Linked DNA regions of Mus musculus: regions 1, 2, 3, 5 and 6 are each linked to region 4. Evidence: chromatin loops called from intact Hi-C (ENCODE). Cell type or tissue: heart. All regions are shown on one strand. Region 1 holds the start of Hmgb2 (high mobility group box 2). Region 2 has its middle 66 kb from the start of Fbxo8. Region 3 has its middle 4.1 kb from the start of Hdnr. Region 4 holds the start of Cep44 (centrosomal protein 44). Region 5 overlaps 2500002B13Rik (RIKEN cDNA 2500002B13 gene). Region 6 holds the start of Sap30 (sin3 associated polypeptide).

What was found. Hi-C counts contacts between places; a loop is a spot of excess contacts. Peaks named below come from ENCODE experiments on the same cell type or tissue, not always from the same donor. Only the 100,000 strongest peaks of a DNase experiment are listed, where the experiment ranks them.
Region 1: it touches region 4 in a loop (3-fold over the local background); 5 of 42 quality-filtered maps call a loop at or near these places.
Region 2: it touches region 4 in a loop (2.7-fold over the local background); 6 of 42 quality-filtered maps call a loop at or near these places.
Region 3: a loop joins it to region 4, with 2.9 times the contacts of the local background. A loop is called at or near these places in 3 of 42 quality-filtered maps.
Region 5: it touches region 4 in a loop (2.8-fold over the local background); 4 of 42 quality-filtered maps call a loop at or near these places.
Region 6: a loop joins it to region 4, with 5 times the contacts of the local background. A loop is called at or near these places in 2 of 42 quality-filtered maps.

Annotation. Positions count from the first base shown.
Region 1 is chr8:57,509,228-57,513,227 of GRCm38, reverse strand. It overlaps Hmgb2 (high mobility group box 2), which reads right to left and starts at 1,385. Exons shown (of 5, transcript NM_008252.3): 1 at 1,223-1,385; 2 at 480-653; 3 at 21-166. The coding sequence starts at 629. 2500002B13Rik (RIKEN cDNA 2500002B13 gene) reads right to left here. Exons shown (of 4, transcript NR_126553.1): 4 at 2,966-3,140. In heart, a CTCF peak has its summit at 1,579; DNase peaks (open chromatin) are centred at 507, 557 and 1,477; H3K4me3 peaks cover 2,763 bases; H3K27ac peaks cover 2,680 bases.
Region 2 is chr8:56,614,745-56,618,744 of GRCm38, reverse strand. No RefSeq gene overlaps it. Among named protein-coding and RNA genes, the nearest start is that of Fbxo8, 66 kb to the right of the region's middle. In heart, a CTCF peak has its summit at 2,301 (motif pointing left); no DNase peak of the experiment used is centred here.
Region 3 is chr8:57,326,318-57,330,317 of GRCm38, reverse strand. No RefSeq gene overlaps it. Among named protein-coding and RNA genes, the nearest start is that of Hdnr, 4.1 kb to the left of the region's middle. In heart, CTCF peaks have their summits at 1,670 and 2,304; DNase peaks (open chromatin) are centred at 1,267, 1,567 and 2,097; H3K4me3 peaks cover 3,495 bases; H3K27ac peaks cover 4,000 bases.
Region 4 is chr8:56,549,486-56,553,485 of GRCm38, reverse strand. Cep44 (centrosomal protein 44) reads left to right here and starts at 2,920. Exons shown (of 11, transcript NM_001009951.1): 1 at 2,920-2,941. Fbxo8 (F-box protein 8) reads right to left here and starts at 2,332. Exons shown (of 6, transcript NM_015791.4): 1 at 2,110-2,332. In heart, no CTCF peak of the experiment used is centred here; DNase peaks (open chromatin) are centred at 1,945 and 2,645; H3K4me3 peaks cover 2,786 bases; H3K27ac peaks cover 1,946 bases.
Region 5 is chr8:57,502,181-57,506,180 of GRCm38, reverse strand. The region is part of intron 2 of 2500002B13Rik (RIKEN cDNA 2500002B13 gene); the gene reads right to left. Among named protein-coding and RNA genes, the nearest start is that of Hmgb2, 7.7 kb to the left of the region's middle. In heart, a CTCF peak has its summit at 2,342 (motif pointing right); no DNase peak of the experiment used is centred here; H3K27ac peaks cover 211 bases.
Region 6 is chr8:57,485,465-57,489,464 of GRCm38, reverse strand. It overlaps Sap30 (sin3 associated polypeptide), which reads left to right and starts at 1,605. Exons shown (of 4, transcript NM_021788.2): 1 at 1,605-2,213; 2 at 3,830-3,955. The coding sequence starts at 1,899. 2500002B13Rik (RIKEN cDNA 2500002B13 gene) reads right to left here and starts at 1,502. Exons shown (of 4, transcript NR_126553.1): 1 at 1,272-1,502. In heart, no CTCF peak of the experiment used is centred here; DNase peaks (open chromatin) are centred at 794, 1,054, 1,554 and 2,344; H3K4me3 peaks cover 3,395 bases; H3K27ac peaks cover 3,668 bases.

The sequences.
Region 1 (4,000 bases), 960 kb before region 4:
TAGTTCTCAGATCAACTTACGGTGGTCTCTTCGGAGCATTGGGGTCTTTTTTCTTTCCTTTCTTATCCCCTTTGGGAGGAACATAGTTCTTCATCTCCCTGTCATAACGAGCTTTGTCGCTCTTGGCCAAATCTTCAAACTTGGACTTTTCCTTTGCAGACATGGTCTATGGGGCAGAAAAAACGAGTCAATCGGCAAGGACTTCAAAGCTCCTAGCTGTCCGAGTAATAAAGAAAGTGGATAAACAAATAAGTCGAGTCAATCTGTAAACTCTGAGGCATTTGCATTAAGGGCGCCCTCGGCTTGGAGACCAACCTTTAAAACCCTCGGGTCCCCAGGGTGGCAAAAGCTCGCGCGCTCCCTGGTCCCTGTCGTCCCCCCCCCCCATCCGACCCGCCCCCGCCCGCGGGGACCCGCCAAAAGCAGCCCGGAAACGGCCTGCAGCCGGGCACGCGCGCCGCCCGCCCTCCCTCCCTCACCTTCCATCTCTCGGAGCATTTCTTGGAGAACTCGGCGAAGTTCACCGACGAGTCGGGATGCTTCTTCTTGTGCTCCTCGCGGCAGGTCTGCACGAAGAAGGCGTACGAGGACATTTTGCCCCGCGGCTTGTTGGGGTCACCCTTGCCCATGACGACGGCGCGGCGTCTGTCTACCTGCCGAGGAGAAAGCCGTGTCCGGACCGGGGACCGGGGTGGGGACCCGCGGGGAGGGGGCTGCAAGGAGTGAGGAGCGTGGGGGAGGGGAGCGGGGACAGCGGGGAGGGGGGGGATTCCGCTCCGCTTCCCGCCTAAACCCCGCGCGCCCCCGCGAGCGAGCGCGGGAGCGCGCGCCCCGGCCAGGCCCGGCCCAGCCCAGCCCCAGCCGGCTCCGACCCGCCCGACTCGCCCGCCCGCCCGCGCCTCAGCCCCTCGCCCGGAGGCCGAAAGCCGCCGCCGGCCGCGCGCCCTCCCTGACAGAAAAGCCGCGCGCCTTACACTTACACAAGCCACCGCGAGACCCACAGCCAATCCAGTTTTTAAGAAAGAGACAGAGAGAAAGAAAAAGAAACGCGGCCGGGCTCAAGGGCTTTCTGGCCGCCCTCCATGGCCCCGGCCCTCACCCAAAGACTCGGCCGCCCTCTAAAGCCGCCGAAGCCGCCACGCCGAAGCCCGGCAGACGTCCCCCCACGTCTACGCGTTAAGAGCCAGGCCGCCAAGCCCCGGGCCTCCCGGCCGAACCTTACCTGCTGCGAGCGCTGCTTCCCTCAGACCTCCGCAGAGAGACTTCCTTCCCCAAGCTCCGGCGAGAACTGGTTTCTCGCTAACGCAATCCCCAGCCTCTTGTTTTGCAGAGTTCTCCGCGCCACGGCAACTTGACCAGACCAGTCGCGGGCCACACCTCCCTCCGCTCTGATTGGCTGTGGAGGATTATTCAAACCCGGAGAGTCCCCGCCCCCCCACGGAGAAGGCTTCCGATTGGTGGGTGTCTGGCCAGGCCCGTCCCTCCAGGCTAAGCCTAGCAGGTTCGGTGGGTCTCCCAGGTCGTTAACTCCCAGACCCGTTGGAACCGGTCTAGAGAGGAATGTACTGCTCGGCCCTGATTGGCGGCAGGAAAAGCGTTTGAAAAATGGCGGGCCCGCTGCTGATTGGCCATGAGGGTGGGGCAGGCCCCGAGAGGAACTGCCCCGGCCAGATTTAAAACTAGCAAGGAGGGCGCCTGGCGCTAAACTCTTCAGGTGATAAAGATGGCTCCGAGGTGACTAAAGGCGCTAGGCCAGCCGCGGTTTGGATGCCGTGGCCTGCCTGGGGCTCAGCTACGAGTTCACGAAATAAAAAAATGGGAAGAAAGTGGGGAGCCCGCGGCGCGGAGCCATGATGAGGCCGAGGTGGAACCGGAGCACGGCGGGCGGGGAGCCTCAGACTGTGCGGAGAGTCTCACGGACTCCTAGCCGCGTCCCCTAGTGATTTAAAAATAAATAAAGTAGCCCTCGCCCTCCGATCGGAGCCATGCCTGCCTCCGCGCCGGGACGGCGTCTTCCACAGCTGACCCGCCTAAGATCTGCGGGTTGGCCGCACTGCACCCCAACACTTCGCGGGCGCGGGTGGGAGGCCAGGGTCCCTCACCTTGCCGGTCAAGCTGCTTTCCGGGGAAGGAGGGCTCGGTCCTAACAGGCCATTTCTGCCTTGTGATTTGGCTGTGGAGAGCTCTTTCCCCCCCCCCCCCCTCGCAGATTGACGCGTATGTGGCACCGCTGTTTTCACGGATTTTCAATGTTTTCTACCCCCAGCAACTTTGCTTGCATTTGCGGGGCTGCCCTCCTGTTTGGTTCCTGTGTGAGGATCATTTTCGATAGTGCTTAAGGACTTAGCGGTTCTTAACTTTCTTTTTAAAAAGTAGACTTGAACGTTGTGTTTTTCTTGGAAATGGATGATGGTTCAGCATTGCGAATATACTTAATGCCGGCAAACAGTGGTCCGCCTTTATGTTCTACGACAATAAAAACAATAAGGTGCCAGTTAGGTGTGGGGGCATATTTTCCCGCTTTAAGGGTACCACCAGATTTGTTTTTTTGGTTTTTGGTTTGCTTTTTGTTGTTGTATGTTTTGGTTTTTCAAGATAGGGTCTCCTGGCCGGTGTGTAGCCTGGCTGTCCTGGAACTCACTAAATACTCCAGACTGACCTTGAACTCAGAATTCACCTGCTTCTGCCTGGGATTAAAGGGGTGTACCACCATACCTGGCTAAGGTGTCAGAATTTTGTTAATCGTAATGCTTATAAATTGTGTCTACCTGAAATCTTACATCTAATAAATGACAGTTGCAACTAACCTATAAACCAGACACGCACAGTCAAGCTCACCAAACCTGAGTGTATTATTCAAATAGCATTGTAAGTGAAATTACTGATGCACTACACGTTTACATCATGTATTTAAGTGTTACGTGTACCAGGGTTCTCTAGCGAAACAAAACCAATAGACTGAATCTATATGTAGGAGATTTATTAGAACGACTTATAGGCTGTGGTCCAACAATGGCTGACTAACAGTGAAAGGTCCAAGAAGCCAGAAGTTGTTCAGTCCACAAGGCTGGATGTCCCACATGGTTTTCAGTATAAGCAGAATCCTGAAGAAGTAGGCTCTAATGGCAGTGAAGTAATTTCTAGGAAGAGCAAGAGCAAGCAAGCATTCTTTTTTCATGTCCTTTATAAGGCTGCTAGAAGAAGGTGTGGCCCATATTAAAGATGGATCTTCCTGCCTCAAAAAAAATCAGGGTTAAAAGTGGATCTTCCACTTTAAATGATTTGGGGGGGGGGGTGTTTCGAGACAGGGTTTCTCTGTATAGCTTTGGCTGTCCTGGAACTCACTCTGTAGACCAGGCTGGCCTCAAACTCAGAAATCCACCTGCCTCTGCCTCCCAAGTTCTGGGATTAAAGGAATGTGGTTTTTTGTGTGTTTGTTTTTTGATTTGTTTTGCTTTTGTTTTTTTGGTTTTTCGAGACAGGGTTTCTCTGTAGCCCTGGGTGTCCTGGAACTCTCACTCTGTAGACCAGGCTGGCCTCGAACTCAGAAATCTGCCTGCCTCTGCCTCCCAAGTGCTGGGTTTAAAGGCGTGGGCCACCATGCCCGGCCACTTTAAGTGATTTAATTAAGGGGGGAAAATCCCTCACAGGTGTACCCAGCTACTTTTTTGGCTTTAAAGTTAATTTCAGATGTAGTCAAATTGACAACCAATAGTCTTTAGCATCACATGTGGTTTGGCATTTCTTTTACAAGACAATCATGTCGTAAAGTAGATTGTACTTATATAAAAGTTGCATATTTATTCAAGAAATGTTGACTCTGCCAAGCACTGAGTTTAGTAGTAGAATTGGGAAGATGAAGTGTGGTTGTGGTGGCTTGAATAGCTTTGGCTTCTAGAAACTCATGTGTGTACATGCTTGGCCCAGGGAATGCACTACTAGGAGGTGTGGCCTTGTTAGACGAAGTCTCTCAATATGAGGGTGGGCTTTGAGATCTTCC
Region 2 (4,000 bases), 65 kb before region 4:
TTACATTTTTCTACAGCAATGATAGTTGGCTATTCAATTTTACTTTGCAGAAAAAAAAATAATTCCTTTTCAAATGATAACAAAAAGTATGCCTGGCTTTTAAACATTCTCTAATTTGTAAACAAAACGTTTTGATGCATACATAAAAACAATAAAAATGAAGTTATATTTTAGAAATGAACAGAATCCATTTTTTCTAATATAAAGAAAGACTCACTGTGATATAAGCAGGAAGAACAGATAACTGTGCTTAACAGCGTTTTCTTTGTAATTCTCAAGCATAAGTGGATTAGTTGAAAAAAAATTCACATTGCAGAAATCATTAAACATCACAAGAAAAAAAAAAAACTGACCAGAATGCTCCTGGTAAATTATAAATACATTTCACATTTGCCATAGGAAACTTCCAACTACATATATTGTACTTTTTGCTATTGTTCATTTCCAAAATTTTTAACTTATAGCAAAATGAGAATTTTGCTAATCACTAATTTATTAGTCTTTAGTTATTTATTTTTCTTTAAAAACTGCCAGCCCACAGTAAGAGGTGTGTGTGTGTGTGTGTGTGTGTGTGTGTGTGTGTGTTTAACCAGCAAATGTTGAAATTTATAATCTAAAGGAATTAGCAGTTTGAAAGTCTTCCTGCAGCTTTAGAGACTTTATTTGTTGGATTGTAATTTGCTAACTTTTATAATTTTCATGTGTGAATATTTGGTCGATTCTCAATATTTTTTTTCCGTTTAAGTCACACAAACTAATTTTGACATTCTTAGCTAGTTTTACCTTGACATACATTGCCACGGCAACTGGACTGAGTGAACAGAGTTTAGTTCCCAGGATGAGGCAAATATCCATAGCACATTGATGACATCGGATGTCAAGCTTTTCTGAAATATGGTTTTTATAGAAATGTTCATGAAAAGATTTGGTCAGACTATTCACCCTAACTATTATTTATAACAACTATGCATAGTAACCATTAGCCCTTGGACTATACAGTTAGTGCTAGAGTTAGTCCTATTCAAGAGACCACTGATCAGCAGTGGAATAGTACAGACAGTCCCCCACTCCTGCAACACACATACATTTCCCATCCCTAATGTACTAGGAACAATCCTCTTCTTTTATTAAAATGGTCACAAACCTTATGAAAAGAAGGCAATATTTTAATTTCTTACCTGAGAGAGTCTTGTCACTGTGAGAGGAACTGAAATTGTCACTGTCCTGTTTTCTATGACAGCCCTGGCTTCTGTACTGTATTGCTTTCATGAAGGCTGAAATAACCATGTGTGACTGTAGCCTCCAGGGACTGTTATGAAAATGAGATATGTAACTGGTTCAAATAAGCGCTGTAGACCTTGACCTGGGAATCCAGTTGAGAAAGCAAATTACCTCACACATGCTAAAGCATAATTAAAATGTTATTCTAAACCAGTTTTTCTGTGTGTGCGCGCTCGCGCGACTTTGTATGTGCATATTAATTCTATATCGATCACAAAGATGTATGGATGGAAATGCAGTACTTATGGACATGTTACATGAACTTCCTTTTATTTTAGAGTGGCAAACATTGACTTTGAATGCAATCAACTGTAACTTCCATCTTCAAAAATTGCATTTTTTCTGAACAATACATTTTAGGCCAAGAGTTTTGGTGAGTGCATATAATCCTAGTTCCTGGAAGGCTTGAGGTTAGAGAATTGGAAATTTAAGATCAGTTTTAGATTCAGAAGAAATTCAAGCTTTCTAGCTCTCTTGCTCTCCCTCCCTCCCTCCCTCCCTCCCTCCCTCCCTCCCTCCCTCCCTCCCTCCCTCCCTTCCTTCCCCCTCTGTCTTTCCACTCCTAACCAGTGTCTTGCAAAGGCTGGACAATAAGACCTTCACAAGGCCACACCCCCATTTAACATTCCCCTCTCCCAGGCATTTTTTTTTTTTCAAATTTAAACTCTCTTTTAATTTCTTCACACCTGGCCCTGCTGGCATTTGTATTTTGGCTCCACATATATGGTTACATTTTCTATTGACTCACCAACAATTTGTGCCCTCCACTTTTGATTTAACATTTATTTGAAACTGTATTTGGTCAGAACAACGAGCTCTGTGGAGAGTGTACCTTTTATGCAGCACAAATAAGTTTCACACAAAGAATATAAGCGCTAGAGAGGTGGTTCAGTGGTAAGTAACAATGTTTACTGATCTTACAGGAAATCCCACCTAGTTCAGTCCCCAGCACCCTTGTCTGAGGACTCAACAGCCTGTAACGCCAGCTCCAAGGACATCTAATGCAGCCCTCTTCTGGCCGCCCCGGGTACTGCACCCGTGCAAACAAAACAAAAACAACACATTTTATTTTAGCTATTTAAAATGAGGTTTGCATCTTAACAATATGTTACTATGATATGGCACCATCAATCAAGTTGTAAATTGGTTTGAAAACATGAAGAGTAAGATTTTTCAGGGTGTGATTGGCATCCGACTGCCAAACGCCATTTGCATGAATGTTTTGTCTCAGAATGTAAGTGAACCTTTAAGAGAACTTTGAGATAGATCACTCAGTAATTTTTTTCATTCTATATCTTTTTAGGCTTTAAAGCATAATTGTATGTTTTCCTTTTAAAAGATAATATTCAAAATAAAGTTTCAAAAATAAAAATTATGTTAGAATACCTATTTTAAAGGATAATGATTATTTAGCTTATTTTGATTCTTTGCTTTGAGACAGAATTTCTCTATGTAGCCAGACTTTTCTGGAACTCTCTATGCAGTTTAGGCTGGCCTCTAACATGTGATCGTCCTGCCTCAGCACCAGTTTCCTGAATCCTAGGATTATACATTTTGATTTTTTTTTATGTCATTCACAAATGTAGGCCCATTAAGCACAAAAAGTTATATTCAAAGTAATATTCAAAAGAATAAAAAATGAGATGTTATTTCATATGCGCATATGTTCTTTTAAAATTGGCCTGTGTGGTGTTTATGCCTGTAATCCCAGCAATCTGGGGGTAGAAGCTTAAATTACCAATATATCTGTATAATGAGGATATAAATATAAAATAAATGTGTAAGTGAGGATATTTCTTATTCCTAATATTGTATATCACTTAATCTCTAACACGACAGTATAGACCTCACCATTTACTTTAGAAGCTATTCAGTTATTCCCTCTGGTTTGTGAAACAAAATTGTATCAGCATAACATTTGAGACAGTAATTTCAATTACATTGTCCACCACAACAATCTTTAAATGAAGTGTACCTCCAGTCGCCATCCGACAGCTAACACCCGGGCGCTGTTCTAAGAGCTACAATGAACAAAACAAAACAAAAAAAGACCTGCTGCCAATAGAATTAGGGCAACCTTTTCCAGCAATGAAAGAAATCCTCGGGAAGAAAATCCTGTAGTTCTTGGCATAGCCACTAGGTGTCAGAGTTCACGGTACTGATAGCATTCTGCAGAGCAACATTTGGTGCAAATGATAGAGCTGCTTGCTGTAAACTTGACTAGCATATTTTGTTGCAAGTGTCTCTTCTTGAGCAATACAGTTAATGGCTAACCACCACAGTACATCAAGCTCTCAATTTTACAAAGTATTCCCTGCTAGGCACTCATCTGCTCAGAAGGCAGTCAGCCAGCTGTGTCCATTCAAGACCTGCCTGCAAACTCCCCAAGCTTATGTTAAGTAATTCGTCTCTTTTCTTCATCGCATTCCTTTGTACTCCAGATGTTCAGATCGTAGCAGGGGTCTGAAGATCTGAATTTACACAGAGCCAACCAAGCCACGGCTCAATTTTATTCACATTTACATGAATATATTTATCTATTACACTTTGGCCTGTTAATCTGGGAGTTAGTGTCCAAACTAACATTTTGGAGTAATATCCATATGGACAAGTACTAAACATAGGCATCAATTGAAACGCACTCATAATCATGTTCATATTTAGCCAGACTTCAAGCCCTCACACTGGGGAACTACAGTGCTTTGTTCAATTAGAATCC
Region 3 (4,000 bases), 780 kb before region 4:
TTCTCAGCCAGGCCAGAGTCCTGACATCACCAAGGATCAGCTCTTCAGACCATACACTTGATTGTTTTCCCCATTTGCAGAGGATAGAAATGAATGGAAATGGGACACTCAGGGTGACATTTTTCTCTGACTTAGAGGGAATGGCCCCTTCCTAGTCTAGATCACAAGAAGGCAGGAGGAGTTTGTTCCGTAGACTTGCTTCGGGTGGTTGTGAAGAACTCTTGGGAATTCTTGATTCCCGGGCTTGTTTTAATATTCTCGGTTCCCTTACATGGAATTTGACATTATTTGTCTATTCCCTCAAAGAAAGGCCACCTTCTTTATCTCTCAATACAGTGTAGCCTCTGACTGAACAGGCAGTTTGCCCTGTTTGGTACATGAGAAAATAAACCCCAGGCTGCTGCAAGGCATCTATCTTTGATCAAGGTAAATTGATCAGGGATATGTCCAATTCTCTCTTGAAGGGTATAGACTTTAAAAATGGAGGCCTTGGCCTATTCTTTCTTCATATTTGATAGTGTCACCCTTACCCACATAAGACAGTAGTTTTGGTGGCTCAAGAAAAACATTCCTAAAATTCTGTACCAATTGTGGTGGTTGGTGTGGCCTCAGGCAGTGTTTCTAGAATTTTCTGCAGAAGTTTTAAGAATTCCAAGCTCTGAAATGAAGTCCCTGGCCTGGCCAATCGGAATTTTTGGAGGTTTTCATGAAATATGGGTGGGTTTGTAAGTTTGTTAGTTCTCTGGGAAACACAAATCTCCATCCTGGACAGCTCAGATACTGAGTTCATCACAGCACCTGTCCTGCCAGCCAACAGCTCGTCAGGGTCAGAGGGCGTGAGCATCTAGGTATCACACACAGATCTCCTTTCTCTGCTCGAGACGCCGCAACAGAACAGAGGACAAAGCTACCGCGCTAGTCGCCTGTCCTGCTCAAGAAGTGTCACCAGCTGGGCAGCTGTCACTAGATCTATTAGGCTCTAAAGCAGGTGCAGAGGTGCAGTCACAAGAGAAGTGAAGTCCTGTAATCACTAAGTTGTCCCCTTAGGCAGGAAAATTCCATCATTTTGGTCCGGAGAACTGTAGTACAGGCGGGTGCAGTGGGCGGGACACTAGTTACCTCTAAAAAGTTCCCTGAGAGTCGTTTGGCCGCATAAGGGCTACTCGTAACCACGTGGGTCCCCGTTTTGCACTGGCGTTACTCCCCCCCCCAACCCCCGCGCCCGCCCCCAGGCTGTCTCTATTGGTGTAGGGAAGCAGCGCTTGGTTCATGGGTAGCAAAGGAACTCTGATCGGTAGGGACCAATAGTCGGAGGCTTTTCGAAGAGGAAGGCACAGGACCGACTGAGAGATTGGAAGATTTCACGTAAGCATCGCCAACTGGCCCCTTCTCACCCCAAACAAGGAAAACAAAACAAAACAAAACAAAACAAAACAAAACAAAAATATCCCGGGCTAAAAATATGTATTTAGAATGTTCGTCCGCGCAGGCGGATGGAGATGGAGTTTTCCAGCTGCCTGCCCGGCCCCGGGAGGACTTGGCCGCGCAGCCGCCGATTACACCCAGCTAGCTCTGCTGGGATGGCTCCGAGCCGTCTGCCCTGACGTCAGCGAGGCTCTGGGCCTCGCAGCGGCGAGATAGGAAAGCGCGGCCGGGAGCGGGCGCGGCACTAATCACTCCCAGATGTCCCTAATAGCGGAGATAAAGACGGACAGAGAGTCAGGGAATAAATTTGTAATCAGGGCTCTACCATCTGATCATCAAAGCGATCCAAATACCGGGAGAAATTTGGAGGGAATGTATATGCATGGGGTTGTTGCTCTCGTTTCTGCAAGAGAACTGACTTGGGCAGGGTGAAATGGCGAGAACCTTGGGGCAACCGGTGAGAACCAGGGGGGTGAAGTTTAGAATTGTGCGCAGGAGTCCGGGACTCCGTTCCTTTTACTTCAAGGAGGCTAGTGACTGGAGCAGACAGTTGCTGTGCTTCGAAGCACACCGGCTGGGTGGCGAGGCGGCGCTCTTAGAACTGTCCGGCCCCCGGAAACGTGGGATTGGTTTCCTTTTTTTTGGAACAGCCCCCTTCTTCCTCTTTTAAACAGTTAAAAAATATCTAAGGGTTCTCTTCCACACTCCCCAATAATCCCCACAAGAGCAATTTAGGCTGCTGGGGCCTCCAGCCGGTTTCTGAACCCCAGTCTAAGGGCGGTTCCTTGGGAATTTTCTTTCTGTCCATGAGATCCAAGGGCTGGGACAAGAGTGGAATCCGGGGACTCATTAGCGCCCTCCTCTCGTGCGGATATCTGGGCCAGAGAATTTGAGACTCCTAGGTTAAGATGCGTGACAAGATTGGCAGCGGTTAGGGCCCAGAGTCAGTAGTCTATGGTGTTTATGCAGCCACACTTCCTTTTCAAACAAACTCTATTTTGCGTCCACCAGCCAACCCTTCTGCCAAGTCGGAGTGTGTAGGTAGGGCTCCCACACTAGGAGAAGCAAGGGAAAAGAAAGGCGGCGGTGGGAGATAAGCCCACTACTCGCACAAACGACCTTAGAAACGACATATTGGCTAAAGATCCTGGACTGATGGAGCAGATTCCTATAGTTTGTGGACCCGCGCTTTCAATACAAGGCCGGGTTTTTGTAGCATCCTTTGCTCTGTTTGGAAGCCCTGTGAACGCAATTCAGGCCCTTGCACCTGACCCAGGTTTTCTCCTCAAAGTCCGGGTGTGGGTGTGGGTGTGGGTGGGAGGTAGAGTAGCCCCAAAGCTCTTGGCTCCTGCGGGTTTGCATTTGAAATCGCTCTGAATTCCTCACATCTGTTCCTTCGGAATCTGAAATTGCCCCCTGCTCCTCTCCCCATATTTTGACACCAGGAGAGACTAGCTTTGAGATCCTCTGCCGCCATGGGGGCAACAGCTAGCAGAGCCACAGGTGAGGGAAGCGGATTGGGCCATCACTCCACCCGGAAGTGAGGCTGGCATATTTCGAAAGGGTCACGGAGAGTGGCATGGCCTTGACACCGCTGCATCCATTTTCATGGCTGAAATCAACACCCCAGGGCAGTTCCTTCTACAATCTAAATTCAGACACCTGCTCCCCCTTAAAGAAAATGCTAGAACCGAACTAGCCAGACATCCCTGCTTCCTCCGTGTGTCTCGGGTTTTAGTAGACATGTAAGATCCCCCAGTGACCTAGCTGTCATTTCAGACATGGTGTCTAGTAGCTGCTGTCTGTGGCTGGGAGCAAAAGTCTTGGAAAAGCCAGGCAAGAAGGATACTGAAGTCCACTCTGAGGTTTTCAGATTCATTCCCAAACTGAGAGAGAGAGAGAGAGAGAGAGAGAGAGAGAACCCTGCCGGTGCTTCAGGGTCATCAGACTTTGTCCTGCGTGGAGGTCTGGGGCTGAGACCTGACAGCCAGATCGGCCATCAATTTACCTTCTGAGCCCCAGCATCCCATTTAGCTTTTAACGTCAAATCCTACATTTTTTGTCGGCTCCGGCCTGTCTAGAACGCTTGTGAATTCACTGCAGGAGTGATTGCTCTTAACAAAATGGCAGCAGACACATTATCGGAGCAATTAAAGCAGAGGCCTTTTAGCCATTCCCACAAGCAGAAGCGTGGAATCGCTCCCCTCCACCGCCTTTAAACAAAGAATTAAAAAGTGTGTAGAGGAGAAAAAGCACAGACACACTGGACAAATCCCGCCTCAACCCACTAGCCCGCTCCATGGGAGTTTGACAAGGCAACATTAGGCGACTGGGGATGCTGGGACAGTTTAGATTCGGGACCGAGGAAAGGACTGCCTGTATGTTCTGCAGGTTGAAGGGTCCAGCTAGTTCAGAACTGAGTCCAGTTAGCGGGTTTGCTCAGCGGAGGCATTGGAACATGGAGCTTTTTACTGGCTTTAGTCCTAACTCACCTGGATTCCAGCCAGTTGGGGTTTCCTGGACGGTTGGGGTGGTGGGGTGTATTCAGCGTTAGGGCTTAGTACTGGCCGGAGGG
Region 4 (4,000 bases):
AAATCAAAGCACATTTCCAAAGCACACTTTTCCCACCCCTATTTGATCATATGGGTTTAACAGAAATTTTCCACTGATCTGCATTTTATCTATAACCAGCCCTAGCCTTTTCCTAACTGCTTTCCTTCTCAAAAGCTATCTTCCATACATTTATTTTGACCCAATTTCAGCTATGTAAAAGGGTAAAAGATAACCTCAAACACTCTTTTCAGATTCTCTACCCTTCAGGCAATATTAAATAATATTCTTTAGGATAATTAATATAAAATATTTCTAAATTATTTTTCTGGAGGAGCTGATACTAGTATAATTCACATGTTACTTCAAAATCAGGCTTTTTTTTTTCCTTGTCAGAATTAAATTCTTTTGGACATACTTTGGCTAAGATATTCTTATGTAGTGATTACTTTTAACTGCTAAAAGTTATCAGGCACGGAATTTGTTCCAGGTGCCTCTAAAATGGCTTCCATCGATTTTGCCTCCTGTGTTATCTATCCTCTGCCTCTCTAATGTGGGTTGGGTTAAAGACTCTTAACAAACACACTATGATAGCAGTGATAGGATATCACTTCTAAGATTAGATTATAAAATATAGTTATCTTCCCTCAGTTGGATGCTTTCTCCCAGCTTGTCTGTTGTAGGGGAAATCAACAGCCATACTATACTCTAAGGGGGTTTTCTGAAGAAAACCCACTTAGCGGAGAATCTAGGGCAGCTGGCAACTATGTGCATGCACTTGGAAGTGCACCCTTAGTCCATCTCAGTGCAGTCTCTCAATAGTATCACAAGTCCCAAACACAGCCTAACTACGACCTCAAGAAACAAGCTGAACTACTCTGTTGAACGTTGCCCTGATACTTGACTCAAAGAAACCAAGATAGTACATGTTTGTTGTTTTAAGCTGCATTAAATTTGGGGATAATCATAAACCAGCAATATGAAACTAATGACGATACTTAGGTAATTGTTAATTTAGAAAAACTGTATAAGCAAGAAGTTTCTGAATTAACCTGAAAATAATAAATTTATTTATTGTTCATTCTGAGACCTGCTCTACATTGTAAAAACAAAACAAAAACAAAAACAACAACAACAACAACAAAAACCTTTCACAAAGGTAGCCGGAAGCTCTTCTCGTCGGAGTGAAAGTGCCAAAGTCCAAAGAACCAAAGCAAAGAGAAGAGTACTTAGTGACCTGTTGCAAAACCATACTTCCAAGCCTTTGGAAGGCCAAGAAAAAGGATTGCTAGCTAGGGACAGTCGGGGCTACACAGTGAATTCTGAGCCAGCCTGGAGTACACAGGAGACCTTGTCTCAAAATACAAACAAAAACGGAGTGCAAACACTGACATGAACAACAGTTTGTATTCAATTGCAGTATTGAGGGTAATGAAGAGAATATGGCGCGCGCGCGGGGTGGGGGTCTTTACAAATAAATGTCTCATTTATAAATTAAGTAGTCACAATTATTAATTAGTAAATACAGAACGAAAAATAAACCAGAAATATATCGAGTAAGAATTGCAAACTTCTATGGTTTTTGTCTAGACAATGTGTACTGAGTAATACGATGTGGAAAGTGGAGCGTAGCCACAGAAAAACAAAACGAAAAGGAAAGTGTTGAACCAATTTTACAGTCTGTTTGGAGACTGTAGCAACTAGCAATCAGCGGAGGTCTTAAACTGGATATGTTTGAATTCGTATTAAGGGGACGCCGTAAGAAATGAAGCGTGCCTTGGCATCGAACGACGCTGTAACCACCACAAAAGCAATACGTGAAACTGAAGAAAGTAACCTCCACCGTTTGTCATCTTTCAAGAGGGACGACACCACGTCGCTACCGCGAGTCCCAAATCGACCTCTATACCAATGGCCTAGAAACAGAAGAGACTCACACCCGCCTCTCGATTCTGATACACCATTTTAATAAGCCACCGCTGCTGTCACTCAAAATGTCTCACAGTACCCATTGGTCCTAAACTGTTGCTTGCTGGGCCAGGGCTATCAAGTGGCAAGCATCCCTACCCCTCACTTCGGAGGAGAAAAGTGAGAGCGTCCGGGCGGGCGGAAGAAGCAAGGCATTGGAAGCCTCTGTGCCGACGCGAGTACCTGAGCGACCTGGGATCTCCACCGCCGCCGCGACGACTCGGCCTGTGGGCGGGGGCTGTCAGCCGAGAAGAAAATGGCTCAGCCGGGAACTGGTGCCCAAGCCATGGAGAGGCCTGTCCAGAGCGCACGTGTTCGCGCTGGAGAACACGATGGCTGCGAGGGAACCAGAAGCCGCCCCAGACTCCCGCGAAGTCACAGCACCTCTGCCTGCAGAAGCCCGAGTGGCGGACCTTGCAAGGTTTTGACGTTTCCTATTGTTGCCGGAAGTGACGTCGAGGAGCGGCTCCTTAAAGGAAAAAGATTTCCGTTTTCCTCATTCAGATTCGCCAAAAAGTCTTTACTTTTCCGCTTCTCATTCTGAACTGCTTTGGCCATCAAAATTATGCTAATTTGAAATGTGACATTCAATAAAAGACATGTAATTGATAAGACTTTAACGACAGTAGAGTATCCTGAAGAAGCTGCGCGAACGGAGTGTGGAATCTGCATCTAGGAATGCCAGCATTTGGGGCAGCCTCTGGCTCGGAATGTTTAGCCGCTGTTCGAACTCTCGGCTCGAACTCTGAGTTCTAAAAACAAACCGTCGGCACGAGGGGCGACCCGAGGCGCGGGCGTAAGGCTCTGGGGCTGCAGACCCGGTTCCCGCCACGTTCTCGGGTTTCTAGTGCTCCCTTCTTCTTTCTGTGTTGGTACGGTAGCCTTGGGAACCTTTCAGTTTGCTTAGGGGCTGCTGGCTGAGCCAGAGCTCGTGGACCTGCTGTGCTCTGGCTTGGACGAAGGTGGCCCTTCTGCTGTCCTCACCGAGGTTCCTGGGTTGTAGGCGAATGATCAGGTCTACCTTTTCATCCCTTTAAATTTAGAGGCAGAAAGGGAATTCGAGATGGGACTTGCTTGTGTACCAGCTGGTATGGTTTTGGAAGGCATCAAGTAGAATGAATCGGAGTCTGCCCTCTTTGAATTGTTTTGTAGATGCCTTTAAGTTTCTTTCCGTCAAAAATACATCTAGCTTCAAAAGACTGTCCGGAATAGAAAAAGTACTCCTTCCTTCGTGTTCTCTTTGTTTTCATCTTCATGGTGTCTCCCCCCCCCCAAAAAAAAAAAAAAAAAAGAATTCTCCATCTACTTTGAGGCCTATGATTGCTCTGTATGAAAAGAAAACTAATTTTAACATATGTATTCTAGACTTACTGCTACACTAGACTGTTTTACAGAATTATTTGCAAGCATTTTAACAATGTTTTATGCGTGAACACAGCGGTTCCCTCATCGGATCTTACAACAGCATTTTCCTAGTATCTATTACGGAGAGATTTTGTAAGTTTAGTTTCTACAGATTTGTATCCCTTTATCTTAAAGTTTGTCTTTTAGATATGTCAAGCGGAATTTCAAAATCCTAGCTATCCACTGTGATTATTAAAGGCTAGTTACTTTATCCTGGGCAAAATGATTTTGGAGTCCTGTGACATGTTTTTAAAGACCTGTAGCAGCTACGAAATTGAGCTGGGTTTGAAACAAAGTATCTTAAACTGCAAAGCTGGGGGACTAGCTCAGTGGTAGAGCCATTGGGTATGCCAAGATCCTGAGATCGGTTCCGTTCCCCACCAAAGCCATCTTGTGCGGTGCTCACAATGTCTTCCAGCAATTCGGTTGGTGGATTTGATTTGTTCCTAACTCTTCAGAAAGCTAGGTAGACCAGTGAGACCTTAATGATTGAATCTGTATATGGTCTTCATTTAATATCCTGTGATAAGTAATATAAAGTGAAAATGCTAATTTTTAAGTAACAGTTTAATTTTATCTCAGATTAATTATGGTCAAGTGTAAAGTATGTTTCAGTACTTGATTAGCTTCAATTCATAGTAATAATTTTAGTATTTACTAATTAAAAAAC
Region 5 (4,000 bases), 950 kb before region 4:
CGTGCTACAGTACTACACGGAAGATTTTGGATTCAGTTTCAGAGTCTAATGAGCCCTAATTACCACAGAGATCTTCCCCTTAACTTCCTTCCCTCCACTGCTTGCTTTATCCCAGCCCCCAACTCTGGCAGGCAGTCCCTGGGAACCCACAGGCCACTCTGTCTTAGTTAGGGTTTCCATTGCTGTGAAGAGACACCATGACCAAGGCAAGTCTTATCAAAAACAACATTTAATTGGGGCTGGCTTACAGGTTCAGAGGTTCAGGCCATTACCATCAAGGTGGGAGCATGGCAGCATCCAGGCTGTCATGGTGCAGGAGGAGCTGAGAGTTCTACATCTTCATCCAAAGGCTGCTAGTGGAAGACTGACTTCCAGGCAACTAGAGTGAGGATCTTATACCCACACCCACAGTGACACACCCATTCCAACTAGGTCACAAGTATTCCAACAAGGCCACACCTCCAAATGGTGCCACTCCCTAGTCCAAGAATATACAAACTATCACACACACCAAGCCAGGGAAGCAGGCAGGCAAACTGCAGATTTATACCTCTCTTCCTCACACAGCTCCTCCAAATCCACTGCCCTTGTCTCATCCCACACTGAGCAACAGACCGAATGCTGCATCTGTCCAAGCCTGAAACTTCTGCAGGTTCCCTGGGAACCCCCAGGGCCCTTCAGGCAGGAAAGCACACAGGTCAACAGCAGATCTTTACCTTTCTCTCCAATCTTCCAAATCGAGTCGCCCATTATCACCCCCAGCTTTGTAGCAGACTTCCTGCTATGACCTCTCCTCACACTCTGTTCCCATTCCAGGGGAATGAGCAGATCCTGATAGAACACCCTGCTTTCCTCCCTCCTGTGGACCATGTCATTCCCCACCCCACCTAGCCCACCATTCCTAAGTGGCATCTCCCAATACATAGAAACACATTTTACCTGGAACCCCTGGTGGCCACACTTATCAGGATCCAAGAAGAATTTGTTGCCAGGGAAACCACACATAGCCACCTCTCTCTCCTAAGAACCAGAGAGGGCAACAGAAACCAAGGAACAAAATGCCGACCCAGTAAAGACAACCAGATATCAGCACCTAGAATTGCAAACTTCCCAAACCAGTATGGAATTTCCCAAATCCACCAGTATAGAAACACAATGAGTAACAGGGCAATCCGTCTCCAGAGCCCAGCGACTAACTGTACCACTTCCTCAGGCCCTGAGTGTTACAAAACAGCCAAAATCCAAGACAAAAGACCTTAAAATAGCCTTTATGGATACTGATACCAGTCCGCAAAGAGGAAACGAATGAATCCCTTAAAGAAATCTGTGAAAACATAAACAGTGGAAGGAAATGAGTAAAACAGTTCAAGACCCAGAAGTAGAAATAGAATAAGTAAAGAAAATCCAAACTGACGGAAATCTGAAAATGAAAAATGTAGGAACTTGAACAGGAAATTCAGAGGCAATCCTCACCAACAACAGAATATAAGAGATGGGAGAGAGAATCTCAAACATTGAAGACACTATAGAAGAAATACATGGATGCATGCATACATCGGTCAAAGAAAATTAAATGTGTGTGTGTGTGTGTGTGTGTGCGCGCGCGCGCGCGCGCGATTTCTGGCCCAGACCAGATGACCACACTCCCTACTGTCAATCATGTAGCCCAGAACAGAGTTCTCTATAATAATGAGGTATTTAGAGAGTCTGAGGGTTCATCCAATAAGCTTCCCTTCCCAGACATTCTTTCCTGCAAAAGGTATTTAATCTCTGGTCCACCCTGAGAAGGTGGTATGCACTCATTTTCCACAATGAGCAATCATAACAGTTTAGAACCAAGGGCTGTCTCTTTTGTCAAGAATAGTCATGGGGAGCATGGAGAAGGCCTTTAACTACTGAGCAGCTTTGTCTAAGTCTCTCCTAGAAGGCCTCTCTGTGCTCCCAGAAAACCACCTCTAAGCTAAGGACTTTGGCAGATGAATTAAGTCGGAGTTCCCATTCCCTGGCCCTGGGTTCGACACTGTCCCCAGCCCACGGGCCCCCCAACTCCATGTGACCCAGGAGCACCGGCATGTCCAGGAGTTTGGTAGCCCCTGGTCCCGGCCTCGTCTTGGACCCGTGAAACCCCCCACTCCCCGCGCTTCGTTCCCCACTCCTCTGTGAGGTTTTCCAGTGGTGACTAGATTCCAGGGAGTCAAGGAACCCCAGCTTCAGCTTCCCACATCCTAGGCTGTATTTTCCACCCCCTTGAGCAGTGTCTCCGCATTTCCTTAAAGCCCAGCACCCAACATAAGGTTAACTCAATCTAGTGCTCTTCGTGCTTTGTCTCCCCTGCAGTACTGCCACACCCCAGCAGAGGGCAGAACACGGACCCATGTGTATGTATGTATGTATGTATGTATGTATGTATGTATGTATGTATGTATCCTGGCATAAAACATCCAGGAAATACGGGATGCTAGGAGAAGAACAAATTTAAGAATAACAGGAATAAAGGAAAGAAAAGAAAGCCAGGTCAAGAGCACAGAAAATACTTTCAGGAAAATCATACAAGAAAAAATATCCTAACCTAAAAAATAAGATGCCTATCAAGGTACAAGAAGTATATAGAACACCAAATAGGCTGGGTAATAAAAGAAAGTCCATAACAGAACACTGTTAGCAAAGGTCCAACATGATAAATAGGACCCAAATGAACTGAAAACCTTCTGCTTAGCAAAGACACTGTCATTTGAACAAAACAACAGCCTTCTGAATGGTAAAAGATAACTAATATCCTAAATATTTAAAGGACTCAAAAATAGATTTAATATTTAGATTTAATTAAATTTAGATTAATAAGATTTAATAAGTACACTTGTAGCTGTCTTCAGACACACCAGAAGAGGGCACTGGAACCCACTACAGATGGTTGTGAGCCACCCTGTGGTTGCTGGGAATTGAATCAGGACCTCTGGAAGAGCAGTCAGTGCTCTTAACTGCTGAGCCAACTAACCAGACCTTTCAGAGCTCCCAGGGACTCAACTACCAACCAAAGAGAACACATGGAACGACACATGGTTCCAGCCGCATATGTAGTAGAGGATGGCCTTATCTGGCATCAATGGTAGGAGAGACCCTTGGTTCCATGAAGGCCCAGTATCCCAGTGTAGGGGAATGCCAGGGTGGTGAGACAGGAATAGGTGGGTAGGTGGGGGTAACACCCTTATAAAAGCGGGGGTGGGGTGGGGAAAGGGGGGTTGTGGAGTAGAAACTGGGAAGGGGGACAATATTTGAAATGTAAATAAATAAAATAACCAATAAAAAAGATTTTTTTTTTTGAGACAGGGTTTCTCTGTATAGCCCTGGCTGTCCTGGAACTCACTTTGTAGACCAGGCTGGCCTCGAACTCAGAAATCCGCCTGCCTCTGCCTCCCGAGTGCTGGTATTAAAGGCGTGCACCACCACCCGGCTTAATAAAAAAGATTTAATGAAACAATCTGATTAAACAGTGAGGTAGAGGTATAAACTGACAGTTCTAAAAAGAAGGAACTCAAACAGCTGGAAAATACTTTAAAGAGATATTCAACATCCTGAGACATCAAGGAAATGTGATTCAAAACTACTTTGAGACTCCATCTTACATCTGTCAGAATGGCTAAGATTGATAAAACAAATGACAGCTCATAAGCTGATAAGGATGTGGAGTATTGCTGGTGAGAGTACTTACAAGCTTGTACAACCACTGTGGAAATCAGTATAGAGGTTCCATGGGAAGATGGGAATTTATCTACTCAAGATTCAGATATACCTGCACCTGAGAGATGGCTCAGGGATTAAGAGCACTGATTGCTCTTCCAAAGATCCTGAGTTCAAATCCCAGCAACCACATGGTGGTTCACATCCATGTTTAATGAGATCTGACGCCCTCTTCTAGTGTGTATAAAGACAGCTACAGTGTACTTACATATAATAATAAATAAATATTTTTTTAAAAAAAGATGGGCGTGGTGGTGCACGC
Region 6 (4,000 bases), 940 kb before region 4:
CAGCTGCTCTTCATGACCCCTTCATACCTTCAAAACCACTACCACTTGGGTGACACTTATACATTACCAAGTACAGCTGCAGTACAGGGTACAAACTTGGGTATCTCGGAAACACAGCTTCTTTTGCCTTCAGAAAACAACTCCCAGACGATTTCACCTCTGTGGTATTGATCTCTTCGTAATCACTGCTAATTTCTTAGCTCCAGCTAGCCAGCATCAATTGTCCTAGTGGTGCCTTCTATTCTTGACTCTAAAGCCAGCCACATAGCCGGAGCACCTGAGTTCTGCTACTTGCTGAGGCTGGAATGTGGCCCCTTCTTATTCTATTACCAACTTTATGTTTTCCAACTCCTTCCCAGCCTAAGCTTAGCTGTCCTGGAACTTGCTCTGAATATTGACCTTGAACTCAGAGATATGTGTGGCTCTGTATCATTAATGCTGGCATTAAAGGCATGTTCTACCATGACTGGATTTAAACTTTTCTCTATTTGGAACTTGCTCTGTTCCAAGCTGGTCTTGAACAATGAAATCTGCTTGGCTTTGTCTCTTTGGATTAAAGGTGTGAAAGCTTGGGCCTAAGTTTTTCATGACCTCTGTGACGATTATATATATATATATATATAATCGTCACTGAATTGGTTGAATCTAAAACAGGCTTTCTCAAAACTCTTCCACTTGAAATAAATTATTTTTGCTTAAGCTTAAGTCTAATAATTATCAGAGGTTCAGGGTTGGCATGGCCACGCCCATTCTTCCACCCCGCCCACCACAGGCACAGGCAAAAATACACATTACGCGAGCACAAACACGTACCCAGGCGCGCACGCGCGCAACCCCCCCCCCCCCCACACACACACCCGCGGCACACACAAGCACACATGTACGCATGCATATGACTCAAGAAAAGAGGTTTCTCGATCCTCGTCCCCTACAGCCAGGGCTAAGTTTTGATGAGTAGTCTGCAGACGTGATACTAGTGTGCTTCCTTTAAATGGTCTTAAACCCTCTTAGATCCGTTTGAAAGGAATCCAAGTGGCAGTAGAGGCGACAAGCAGCCCGATGCCTGCCAACCCGTCGGCACACGAGTATGCCAAGGACCTGCCACGCTCTAGAAGTCAGCTGCGGTATGGAGATGGAGATGAAGGACTCTCCGCCTAAAGAGCGCTAGGTATCCCGAGTTTTCTTTCAATAAATACCAAACAGCCCGTAAACTTTTTCTCACTTAATTCTTACTACCCCCCCCCACCCCCCACCCCCCCACACACACACACCATTAATGCTTCTTCCCAGGAGTCAGCTGGCGGTCTGAACACTAACTTTGCGAAACAAGAGGAGCTAAAACCAGCCCTTGCTCGCAGGAGAGAATAGAGGCGAGAAAACACGGTAAAAGCCTGACCTCACAGTCAGACTTGCCCGGTGCTTGGAATGGAAAAAAAAAAAAACTAGGGGTGGCTCGCCACGCGACGCATGCTGGGATGAGTAGTTTGTCCCGCTGGTCCCGCACGTAATCAGAACAGAGCGCAAGTTAGCTCCTCGATCAAGAACTACCATTCCCGTGGGGCCGCGCGGCAGGTGTGGGGCGGGGCCAGAGGAGGGGCGTCTCCCTCGCGCAGGTTCTGGGGTTGAGAAGGAGGCGGAGGAGCTGCGGTCCAACTGCTGAAGTCTCCATGTGACAGTGAGTGGGGTCTCCTTTCTAGGCGCCACTTCACTCCTGATCACAGTCACAGGACCTGGTAGCTATTCCAGCACCGACAGACCGGCCGGCCCTGGACTCTGGGCGTCGGACCGTGCCGCCACCAGACTTGGGGTGCGGAGTGAACGGCCGCCCAGGGGAAGGAGGCGGAGCGGCGCGGCGAGCGGGGCTCTGTAGCGGCGCCGGCGCCCCCGAACTGGCAGACATGAACGGCTTCACTCCGGAGGAGATGAGCCGAGGCGGGGACGCGGCCGCCGCCGTGGCCGCGGTGGTCGCTGCTGCGGCTGCCGCCGCCTCGGCGGGGAATGGGAACGCAGCCGGCGGTGGGGCAGAGGTACCCGGTGCCGGTGCAGTGTCAGCTTCTGGGCCACCTGGAGCGGCCGGTCCCGGCCCTGGGCAACTCTGTTGTTTGCGGGAGGACGGTGAGCGGTGCGGGCGCGCGGCAGGCAACGCCAGCTTCAGCAAAAGGATCCAGAAGAGCATCTCTCAGAAGAAGGTGAAGATCGAGCTGGATAAGAGTGTAAGTGGCCCAGGGACCGCCCTGCCCTATCCTGCGTGCCTCGCCGGATGGTTGGCGGGGTTCACGAGTCTCGGGGATTGGGTTGCAGGTGGGATTAGTGGTTCTCTGATTGAAACAAAGTCCCTGCAACTCCGGCCACCTTCCCCAGCGCGCGCTCGCGCAGTGGTGCGGGGCTCCTCCGCCCCTCGCCCGGACTCCCGCTGCCTCGCGTGTCTCCCACGCCAGGCTTCCCTCTTCCTCCTTTGCTGCGATCTGGAAACGAAACAAAGGGGACCGCAGCACCGAGGGCCCGGAGTAGTTTTCTCGCAGCCGGGCAGTCCCTTCTGGAATGGAGGCGCCTTTGTTTTGCTGCCAGAGCCGGTGTCTGCCCTAGGGAGCAGCTTCGCTCCTCTAGGGAAAGTAGAGTCTGGCTGGACCCCACAATTCTCTCTCTCTCTCTTTTTTTCCTTTTTGTCTTTTCTTTTTTTCTTTCCTCCTCGTTGTTCTCTTTCTCTTGAACACAGACAAGCAAGCTGAGCTCACCAGTTGCCTTACAGGGAGATAGATGATTGTAAACGTTGTTTGCGGTGTCAGCTCTTCGGGCAGCTGCTCCGAACCAAGGCTGCAAATAAGCCTCTGCGGTTTTACAGCCCTCTCGGCAGCCATCGGGATTTCTTTTTCTGTCTTTATGCACGTCTGCTGTTTTGGCCAGCTATGAGGTTTCAGAGAATTCCATTGCTACTTTTCAGAGCTCTGACTGATGGCAAAGGAAGAACAAGATACAGAACCTCCAGACATCCTGTATATTTTTAACTTACCCTTAGCTTAGAAGTCAATTTAAAAGCCTGTTCATTCGGCCTTTAATTGTAGCCTTAAAAGGGGGGGGGGGGAGAGTGTCAATCAGCTCAGTATTTCCTAGTCCACTGTATATACAGCTCTCAAATCCCCGAGTAATTAATTTTTTTGAAAAGTTTATTTGTGATTCTGTTTAGGCAGGTTTCTCAGTAGGGTCCATGAGAAACTTTGCAAGAGAACATGAATAATTTGCTTTAATTGAAAACACAAAATACAGAGAAATATATTCGCTTAATCCTTAAAAAGAAACCTTAGGGTTCAAATTTAAACATAGGATATGAATTCAATGTTGCATTTGTAAAGAAATGCATACTTTGTACCTGTAGAATTTCACTATCTAACAGATCAATCAGAAAGCATGTACCTACGAGTAATATAATGCTGCTCTCAAGCTAGAGAAAATACAAGGACAAATTTGTGGGCAATGCCACCTCTCCCTTTTAAGTTAAAATCAGCAGGAGCTAACTTATTTAGGTCACCTTCCCTGCAATTTGATGACAAGACCCAGAGAATTGGAATTTTTCTTCCTTTCCTGCCTGCCTGCCTTCTCCAAGATACTACCCGCCCGCCCACCGCTTCCAATTCCTCCCCTCCCCCATTTCCTTAACAGTATCGCCAGATTGCTAATGTTACAACATTTTAATAGTGGAAAGAAACATTGCATCTTCTGAACAGTGGCCTGTTAAGATGATTTTTAGTCAGCCACCTGGGCCTATGCATTTTACTAATACTTAGCTGCAGTTTTTCTGGACTCACAGTCTTTGAAAATTTTTCCTTTACAGGCAAGGCATCTTTACATTTGTGACTATCATAAGAACTTAATTCAGAGCGTTCGGAACAGAAGGAAGAGGAAAGGAAGCGATGATGATGGGGGAGACTCGCCTGTTCAGGACATCGACACTCCAGAGGTAGATGGCAGGCTTTTCCCCATGTTATATGTAAATCATAAGCAT